Linked DNA regions of Homo sapiens: region 2 is linked to region 1. A link is a loop called in an ENCODE intact Hi-C map of the cell type or tissue named here. Cell type or tissue: Caco-2. All regions are shown on one strand.

Region 1 (5,000 bases):
AAATTCCTGTGCAAGATATCTGAAACTCTTGACATGGTTAAAAATGTAAGGTTTTTTTAACTTATTAAGCAAACTAAGAAATATCTAGATGAAGAAAGTAATACATTTTCAGAAGCAGTTCAGGAAGGCAGAATTAGTGTGTAAGTGAAGATCCCGTGTGGGGTATGGGTGGTCAGTAGTTGTAATAATTTCTGTTGGTTGTGTCTTCTAAAGACTTCTTGATTGCGTTTTGTCTCCATTTTTCCCCTGTTGTCTGTAGCTTGGTGCAGGAGCTTATGGTCAAGAATATGGACACTGCAGTCAGACAGTCCTGAGTTTGTGTCCTGATATCTGTGCTGACTTGTAGAAAATGAATTAATCTTTATAAACTTAATTTTTCTTATTTGTAAAATGGGGCAATAATGGCCTCTGTTGCCCAAGGTTGTATTGATCAAATGACAATACATATGAGATGTGGCACACATCTAAGCTAAGTTGATATAGTCTGTTGCTCCTGTTGCTGTTGCTTAGTTTGTATTATTGCTGATCCATCACATTTTGCTTGCAATATACTAGTATCCTAATTATTGCAGTAGTGTCCTTATATCTTCCATCTCCCATCTCTTCTTTTAAATATGTCTTCCACATTACCACCAGTTAGCTTTCTAAAAACATTATTATAGATCACTCCTCTGTGGCCTTCTGGATAAAGGTCAAACACTTTGTCATAGTATATATGGTTCTCTGCAACCCAGCTGCAAGCTTCCTTTCCTGGCTTAGTTACTACCGTTTCATGCCCATGCATCCTTCCTCTTTCTTCCCCCTGCTCTGGTCACTCGGGACGTCAGGTTGTCTAACTGTGCACTCTACATTCATGCCCCTGTGTATGCTGTTGTCTTTGCCTGTTGGTACCCTTCCTCCCACTTTTTCACCTGACAAATTCTTGATTACCAATAACTGCAAGTTCTTTGTTCTCTGTGATCTCAAAGGATTTTGATTTTGCACATGGTTCTGGCATCCTCCCTCAGATGAAGTCTTTGAAGTTATGGGCTATTATTCATTTTTGTATCTTTATACCCTTGTTGTCGAATGTAACTGGCTATATTTAAATGTATCTTATTTTTTCTTGGGTGAGATACTGTATACACTCTGTAGGGGAGCTATAGGGGCCTCTGTTGAGCTTGTGTTATATACTTTGGTTCACGTGATCACTTTAATTACACTATCTTGTTTGTTGTAGAGTATATAATATGTAAAGACAGAGATTGTTGGTGCTCCAAGGATTAACAGGTTTTTTTTAAAGGAGTTAGTGTGTTCTTCTATCTATATTAACTTAATGGAATGAATCCTTTCATTCCCATAGAGTTGTAAATAGGATACCGTATTACCTACTAAAACAAGAGTTTAGGTTTCTGATTTGCTTTTTTTTTTCAAAGACAATATTGAAAAAGTTGAAACTTGCCTCCTCTTGGTATTCATGATAACTTCAGTTGCCTGAGGAAGGAGGTGATCTGGCTTCTCTTGTCTGCCCTAGTAAGTGGAATGATTTTTTAAAAATTCACTGGAAATCTCTGAACTTGGATGTTTTTTTGTTTGTTTTTGAGACAAAGTCTCGCTCTGTTGGCTAGGCTGGAGTGCAGTGGTGCAATCTCAGCTTACTGCAACCTCCGCCTCCTGGGTACAAGCAGTTCACCTGCCTCAGCCTCCCTAGTAGCTGCCACCACACCTGCCACCACGCCCGGCTAATTTTTTTGTATTGTTAGTAGAGACTGGGTTTCACCATGTTGGCCAGGCTGCTTTTGAACTCCTGACCTCAAGTGATCCACCCGCCTCGGCCTCCCAAAGTGCTAGGATTACAGGCATGAGCCACTGCGCCTGGCCCGAACTTGGGTTTTTATATGAATTAAGTTGTAAAGGATCTTACTTGCTTTTCCTCTTTTGAGACTAGTGCTCCTTCTCACCAGTGCCCCCTGCCAACTTTATGCTCAATTTAAGTTAGTATGAATTCACTTAGAAAAGTACAAATAGCTTTGTGTTCTTAAAGAAATTAGTAGTAGATAATTTTTTTTATTATTATTAAATTTGAGGCAGTCTCACTCTGTTGCCCAGGCTGGAATGCAGTGGTGTGATCTCTGCTTACTGCAACCTCTCCTCTCGGGCTCAAGCGATCCTCCCATCTCATCCTCCATGGTAGCTGAGACTCCAGGTGCGCGGCTAATTTTTGTGTTTTTTGTAGACATGGGGTCTTACCATGTTACTCAGGCTGGTCTTGAACTTTGGGTTCAAGCAGTCCTACCGTCAGGCCACTGTGCCCAGCTTGAGAAAATGTCAAAAGTTTTTATATCATTGAAAAAAGTTAAAAAAAAATCTACAGCACATTAGACTGTAAATAGAATTTTATGCTAAATTTTGTCTAGTTCTTCCCCATTACGTCCCTTCTTTTTTCTTTCTTTTTTTTTTTTTCTTAAGAGACAAGAGTCTTGCTCTGTTGCCCAGGCTGGAATGCAGTGGTGTGATCTTAGCTCACTGTGTCCTTGTCCTCCTGGGTTCAGGTGATCCTTCTGCCTCAGCCTCCCAAGTACCTAGGACTATAGGCACGTGCCACCATGCCTGGCTTATTTTAAAGATTTTGTAGAGACAGGGTTTGTTTGTTGCCCAGGCTCGTCTTGAACTCCTGGGCTCAAGTGATTCTCCCACTCAGCCTCCCAAAGTGCTGGGATTACAGAAATGAGCCACTACTGCTGCAACGCACCCCTTAATCCCCAGTTCTTATCTTTTGGAATTTCGAGGGGAGGAGACCAATTATGATACAGTTTTTCTCCTTTGTTCTCCTCCCCTTTTTCAGTTCATTTGTTCTGCGAATGGCATTTGGAAGCTAGTATTTGGGAGTGAAGTTTGAGATGAAAAGACAACTAATTTGTTGTTAATCAGGGACATTCCATGCTTTGTGGAGGTTTTATACTGATGTGTTTCCTGTTGACTTTTGCTATCAGCAGTAGACAAGTAGAGTCTACTTTCTTTTTAGTTTATTATTATATTTTTTTCTCTTTGCTTTTTAAGACCACTTACAATAAGTTTCTACATACTAGAGTCTGTGTACTTTTCTTCTTAGGATTGTTTATCCTGTGCTATGTTGAGTAGAGTTAGTTAAGAAAAATTTTTTGCAGTGACCCAGAATTTAAAGAACTACCTTCTTAGAGGACAGTTTAAGGAGGTCTATAATATGGAAAAATTATTGAATTTTAGTCAGGTGGATATTATCATGTTTGTTCATTTTATAGATGAAAGTGGGAACTGAGGCACAGTGAAATGAAGTGAATTATATTGTTGAAGACTCTAAGCTATTTGTCCTGATTTCCATACTACTGTACTCTCCCCTGTATCTGTGTTTCCCAAGCTTTTAACCAAGGAACTCATCATGAGTCCAGTTGTAAAAAATATTTTGCCTATCAAAAAGTATAATATATTATCAGGAGGCTGGGTGCGGTGGCTTATGCCTGTGATCCCAGCACTTTGGGAGGCCAAGGCGGGTGGATCACTTGAGGTCAGGAGTTCGAGACCAGCCTGGCCAACATGGTGAAACCCTGTCTCTACTAAAAATACAAAAATTAGGTGTGCATGGTGGCGCACACCTATAATCCTAGCTACTCTAGCTACTTGGGAGGCTGAGGCAGGAGAATCACTTGAACCTGGGAGGTGGAGGTTGCAGTGAGCTGAGATAGTGCCACAGCACTCCAGCCTGAGTGACAGAGCTAGACTCTGTCTCAAAAAAAACCAAAAACCAAAAAACAAACTCCCCCCCAGAAAACAGTATATTATCAGGGAATAATTTGTTTTCTTATTTTTTGATACATTGAGCTGTCGATCAGCTCCAAATCACTATTTTCAAACCGTTAACGTGAGTTTCACCAAAGTCAAAGACACTTAAAAAACTTTATCCCAGAGAAGGCTGAATATGTGATTTCTTATAGATGTTCTGAAGAATTGAAACTGGCTCAAGAAGCACCTGTCCTGCCTTTGCAGACACCTGGTGGTCTAGAGACCTCAAGTGAGGAATTACTGTACTGTATGTTACTTTCTCTGAACTGTAGATTCCCAGGAGTCATGGGAGATTGGATTCCAAGGTCTGTTTATGGATGTTCTGAGACTTTTTTTTTTTGAGACAGGGTCTCGCCCTGTCACCCAAGCTGGAGCACAGTGGTGTGATCATGGCTCACTGCAGCCTCAACCTCTCAGACTTAAGTGATCCTTCTACCTCAGCCTCCTGAGTAGCTGGGACCACAGGCATGCACCACCATGCCTGGCTAATTTTGTATTTTTTGTAGAGAGAGGGTTTCACTATGTTGCCCCAGCTGGTCTCGAACTCCTGGGCTCAAGTGATCCTCCCACCTTGACCTCCCAAAGTGTTGGGGTTACAGGCATGAGCCACTGTGCATGGTGCTGAGACTTTTTTTCAGTGTCTCAGAGACTGTTGTATCTAGAAAGAGATCTTAGAGGTAATCTAATCTGGTCTAGAGTTTTTTTTTTTAAGGCTTTATTTATATACAATGTACATATCATGTAAGTTACATGATGTGACTGTATATCATATATGATTACGTATCCCATTTAAAGTGTACCATTCAACTTTTTTTTTATAGGATTGTACAATCGTCACGCCAATTTAAAATGTTTTAGTTACCCCTAAAAGAAACTTGGTACCCATTAGCAGTCGCTCCCCATAACCCTCTCCAGCCTTAAGCAACCACTTATCTACTTTCTGTCTCTATAGAAGTGGAATCTTGCGACTGGTTTCTTTTGGCATAATGGTTACTTTTTTTTTTTTTTTTTTTTTTTGAGACGGAGTTTCTCTGTGTCACCCATACTGGAGTGCAGTGGCGCGATGCCGGCTCGTTGTAACCTCCGCCTCCTGGGTTCATGCAATTCTGCCTCAGCCTCCTGAGTAGCTGGGATTATAGGTGCCCGCCACCGTACCCAGCTAATTTTTCAATTTTTAGTAGAGATGGGGTTTTGCCATCTCA
Region 2 (5,000 bases), 77 kb after region 1:
AACAGGGGTCAGGGACCCACTTGAGGAGGCAGTCTGACCCTTCACAGAGCTCGAACACAGTGCTGGGAGGTCCACTACTCTCTTCAGAGCCACCAGGCAGGGATGTTTAAGTCTGCTGAAGCTGTGCCCACAGCTGCCCCTTTCCCCAAGTGCTCTGTCCCAGGGAGATGGGGGTTTTATCTGTAAGCCCCTGACTGGGGCTGCTGCCTTTTTTTCAGAGATACCCTGTCCAGAGAAGGGAAATCTGGCAGTCTGGCCACAGCAGCCTTGCTGAGCTGCAGTGGGCTCCACCCAGTTCGAACTTCCCAGAGGCTTTGTTTATACTGTGAGCATAAAACCACCCTACTCAAGCCTCAGCAATGGCGGACGTCTCTCCCCACACCAAGCTCGAGCGTCCCAGGTCGATCTCAGACTGCTGCTGTGCTGGCAGTGAGAATTTCAAGCCAGTGGATCTTAGTTTGCTGGGCTCCGTGGGGGTGGGACCCGCAGACCCATACCACTTGGCTCCCTGGCTTCAGCACCCCTTTCCAGGGGAAGTGAATCGTTCTGTCTCACTGGTATTCCCGGTGCCACTGGGGTATGGAAAAAAAGAATTCCTGCAGCTAGTTTGGTGTTTGCCCAAATGGCCACCCAGGTTTGTACTTGAAACCCAGGGCTCTGGTGGGGTAGGCACTGGAGGGAATCTCCTGGTCTGCAGTTTGCGAAAACCATGCGACAAGCACAGTATCTGTTCCAGAGTTCTTCAGGCTCAGTCCCTCATGGCTTCCCCTGGGTAGGGGGAAACATTCCCTGACCCTTTGTGCTTCCCAGGTGAGGTGACCCCCCACCCTGCTTCGGCTCGCCTTCCATGGGCTGCACCCACTGTCCAACCAGTCCCAATGAGATGAACCAGGTACCTCAGTTGGACATGCAGAAATCATCTGCCTTCTGCGAGGATCTTGCTGGGAGCTGCAGACCAGAGCTGTTCCTATTTGGCCATCTTGCCAGCAATCCTTGCCTGTTTTCTTTTGCTTCTATTTATCAACAGTTCTATATAAGTTCTTGTTCCTGGCAGCTGTTGGTAGCATTTTTTCAGCCTTCCTTCATGAACACGGGAATCTCACTATAGTGCCTGGTTTCAAGCTATGAACCTGGCTCCTGATCCCTGTCCCACTGTGAGCCCTTTTAGTTTCCTTTACTTTGCAGGAGCCAAACTCTCCATTGCCTTCTTCTTAACCTAGAGTTTTGTGTATTTCTAACTTCAATCTTGCCCACAGCTTTGCTTTTCTGGCCCAGGGGAAATAGTTATCTTATTTTCATGCCCATTTTTGTCTTATAGTTTTTTCCTTTTTATTTTTTAAATCTCTCATTCATAAGTGTTTTCAGTGGGATGAGTGGACAATCCATCAAAGCATGAAATAATTACATGGTCTTCATGCAAAGTCTTTCTTAGATAGCCTTTATGGCTCCTTCTGGCTCTGACATTGTATGATATACTATTGATTATTTCCCCTGGAAAACTTTCTCACTGTAATGTGTTCCTTCATTGCCTGTGAGAAGGAGCACAAGACAAATAAAACTTTTTTTTTATCCTGGTATTTTTCCAGGCTCCTGGTATTAGAATGTTTGAAATGAAATTATACAAAATGTCTTCAGATAAATTATGAGTTCTTGGGAAATTATGTTTGAATTTGCTGGTGACAGATAATAATAATAAATAGGTAGAAATGAAGATATGAATAATGCTTCAATTTCCTAAATGCCAAAATATGGTACAATTAGACATTTGTTTAAACTTCCTTGAATGGGTGTTACTTTCCTGAGGTTTAACTTTAAATTAGTGGCTGCATTTGCATTCATTCAATGAATCTATTGGGTGACTAACTCCTTATACAGTAACAGAGTCACAGAGGTTAAGGCTAGGCTTCTAGAGGTGTTAGTCATCTCTGATAGCAGTGTATCCTACCTGCTTTTAAAAAGAACATTTTAGTAAGGATAGGAGGTATACGTTAGAGGAATATATAATTTGCTTTGTTTGTAACAGGAATACCTGAGAATGTACTGATGACCATGTAAACAAGGTACAGTTTAGGGTAGAATTTCTGCAGATATAAGCAAAGTTTTGGTACAACAAATGGTTAATTTATCAAGTCTTCTATTAGTCAAGGATTGTTTGAGAGTATGCTAAAACTGTTGTCTGTTCCTTAACCGTGGGTTTTCATTGTCTTGGGATGAGAATCCATGCTTTCAGATTGCCAGAATTCTGGAAGTGTTCACAGCTAGGGGAAAAAAAGAAAAAAAAAGAAAGAAAACCTCACAGAAAATTTTTAGTAAAATTCATTATTAGCCGGTTTCTCAGGACTTCATTTGGTACCAGGATACATAAAACTTGAATTTTCATAGACTAATTTTGCTTTTCCTCTTACCATGGAAAGAAGATTAGAAGTATTGGTTGACCTTCAGCAAAATAAACTTAGTACAAGGCAGAAGAAGTTAGAGTGAAGGGTAGGGAGCATTCCTCGTTTTTAGGGATAGTCACATCTGACATTTATGTTTATGATTTATGAACTCTTTGAAGTGCAGTCTGATGGCTAACACTTATCTGACACAATGTTTTCTTTAGCCCGTCCTACAACTTCTTAATCCTAGAAAACCTAGAAATTAATTTTTAAAATTCCTTTTTTAAAAAGGAAACAACTTTATAGTGTAAAAATCCTTTTCTGGTATGGGGGTTAAAAAAAAAACCCACGGAGGGTAAATAAACCGTAGTTCACACAGTGTAATGTAAAGTCTTCAGCCATTGTCAATAGACTCTGTATTTTGAAATCATTTTGCTTTCATCCCAAATGGTTGACTTTTCAGTATTTGAGCTAGACTTACCTTATGAATTATAGTGTGCATTCTCACTGAAAGTAGTCTCATTTTCTTGTTTACATTTATATCCATGTTTGTTGAATTGAGTACAGTTCAACAATGGTATTTCTTAGCTTAGCTTAAAAACTAAAATGGGATGATTCATTGAGTCTATTTCACCTTATGTTATAGAGGCTAGCCTATCAATGTAAGGACTGTGGAAACTCATATGCAATTATATTTCTGGTTGGTAAGTGATCCAAAAAAGATGTAAAAGATTATTTATCCCGTTAGAAAATGAAAGTCTAGGTGGGATGGCTCACACGTGTAATCCCAGCACTTTGGGATGCTGAGGCAGGCGGATCACCTGAGGTCAGAAGTTCAAGACCAGCCTGGCCAACATGGTAAAACCCCATCTCGACTAAAAATTCAAAAATTAGCCAGGTACTCGGGAGGCTGAGGCAGGAGAATTGCTTGAACCTGGGAGGCAGAGGTTGCAGTGAGCTGAGATCACACCACTGAACTCCAGCCTGGGCGACAGAGCAAGACTCTGTCTTAAAAAAAAAAAAAAAAGGAAAATGAAATAAACCTAAAAAACAAGTAATCATTATCAGAGAATGATTATATAGCCAAGAAGTTTTGTTAAAAATAAAGATCTTGAAGCCTTTCCCTAATTTAACTATGTATCTTTCTATCATGTGTTATACTAGTAGTATTCAAATCAAGAAGTTAGTCAGTTTGTTGTTTAGATAATTGATGGGCAAATTGTGATGACATCTAGCCATACCATGTCACACTGAGTATGTTACAACTGGAATTGTCCTTTGTTGTTAGAATATTGGTATATATACTATACCATTTAATGTCTGATTTTCATAGCTCTCTGTGCTGTAATAACCTCAAGTGTTAATGCCAGGTTGCTGTAGCATCAGCCTGGCTGATTTTATGACATAAAACAATAATGGTCCAATACCTTTAAAGAATACAGAATTGGCCAGGCACAGTGGCTCACGCCTGTAATCCCAGCACTTTGGGAGGCTGAGGCAGGCGGAGCACGAGGTCAGGAGATCGAGACCATCCTGGCTAACACGGTGAAACCCTGTCTCTACTAAAAATACAAAAAATTAGCCAGGCGTGGTCGTGGGCGCCTGTAGTCCCAGCTACTCGGGAAGCTGAGGCAGGAGGATGGCGTGAACCCGGGAGGCGGAGCTTGCAGTGAGCCAAGATCGTGCCACTGCACTCCAGCCTGGGCGACAGAGCGAGACTCTGTCTCAAAAAAAAAAAAAAAAAGAATACCGAATTGGCAGTCCTGGAGGCTTATGTGTCCCAGGCTCCTCTTAGATCCCTCAAGAACTGAGGGGAACTCATTCCCTGTATAGCTGTGGGGCGCAATACATTGTTTGGGAAGCTCTGATTTAAAGGGTTAGGGACTGAGCTTGATTAATAGATGTACAGAACACTTTGAGAATAAGGGTTTTGTTGATGATGAATAAACTGGGAGTCTTGGCATATCTCGTGGTGACTGATGTTGAAAGGGAAATGGAGCCTAATGGAATAGTCCTGATGGCCACCTAGAAGGAGGTAGAATATTCCTTATATAGATGTTTTCTCCTCCCTCCCTCCCTTCCTCTCTTCTTCCCTTCTGTCCTTTCCATTCACCTATATCCTTTTTAATATAGTTTTCTGGAGAAGGCCTACCTCTGTTGGCTGTGAGGGCAGGAAGCAGACAAGTAAGCTGGGAACCCCCATAATTACCACAGTAAGGAAATCCTGGTGGAATGCTTTAAGTTTCTCTTCTGAAGGAGATTACCTGGCTGTTTTTTTTCTTCCTTGTGATTCTTTAGCTTCTGTTTTGCTTCTCCTAGTGGCCTCAGTGCCCATGCTTCGAACCTGTGTACTGTGTCCTAGGTACTATGCCGGTCACTTAAAGACATGATTTCATTTAATCTTTAATTGTGGGGTATTCATTTGTTTACTACAAAGGTCCTTCTGCATTTTCCTAGGTTGTTTCCTTATGTACTTCACGATGCAAATCAATTGTCAACCTATGGATTTTATTTATTTATTTTATTTTATTTTTTAGTTTTTGAGTCGGAGTCTTGCTCTGTCGCCCAGGCTAGAGTGCAGTGGTGTGATCTCGGCTCACTGCAAGCTCCGCCTCCTGGGTT

Evidence for each region. Peaks named below come from ENCODE experiments on the same cell type or tissue, not always from the same donor. Only the 100,000 strongest peaks of a DNase experiment are listed, where the experiment ranks them.
Region 2: a loop joins it to region 1, with 8 times the contacts of the local background. A loop is called at or near these places in 5 of 110 quality-filtered maps.

The regions. Positions count from the first base shown.
Region 1 is chr11:73,133,608-73,138,607 of GRCh38, reverse strand. The region is part of intron 2 of FCHSD2 (FCH and double SH3 domains 2); the gene reads left to right. Among named protein-coding and RNA genes, the nearest start is that of FCHSD2, 6.2 kb to the left of the region's middle. In Caco-2, a CTCF peak has its summit at 1,092; a DNase peak (open chromatin) is centred at 2,717.
Region 2 is chr11:73,057,003-73,062,002 of GRCh38, reverse strand. All of the region lies in intron 3 of FCHSD2 (FCH and double SH3 domains 2), which reads left to right. Among named protein-coding and RNA genes, the nearest start is that of FCHSD2, 83 kb to the left of the region's middle. In Caco-2, no CTCF peak of the experiment used is centred here; no DNase peak of the experiment used is centred here.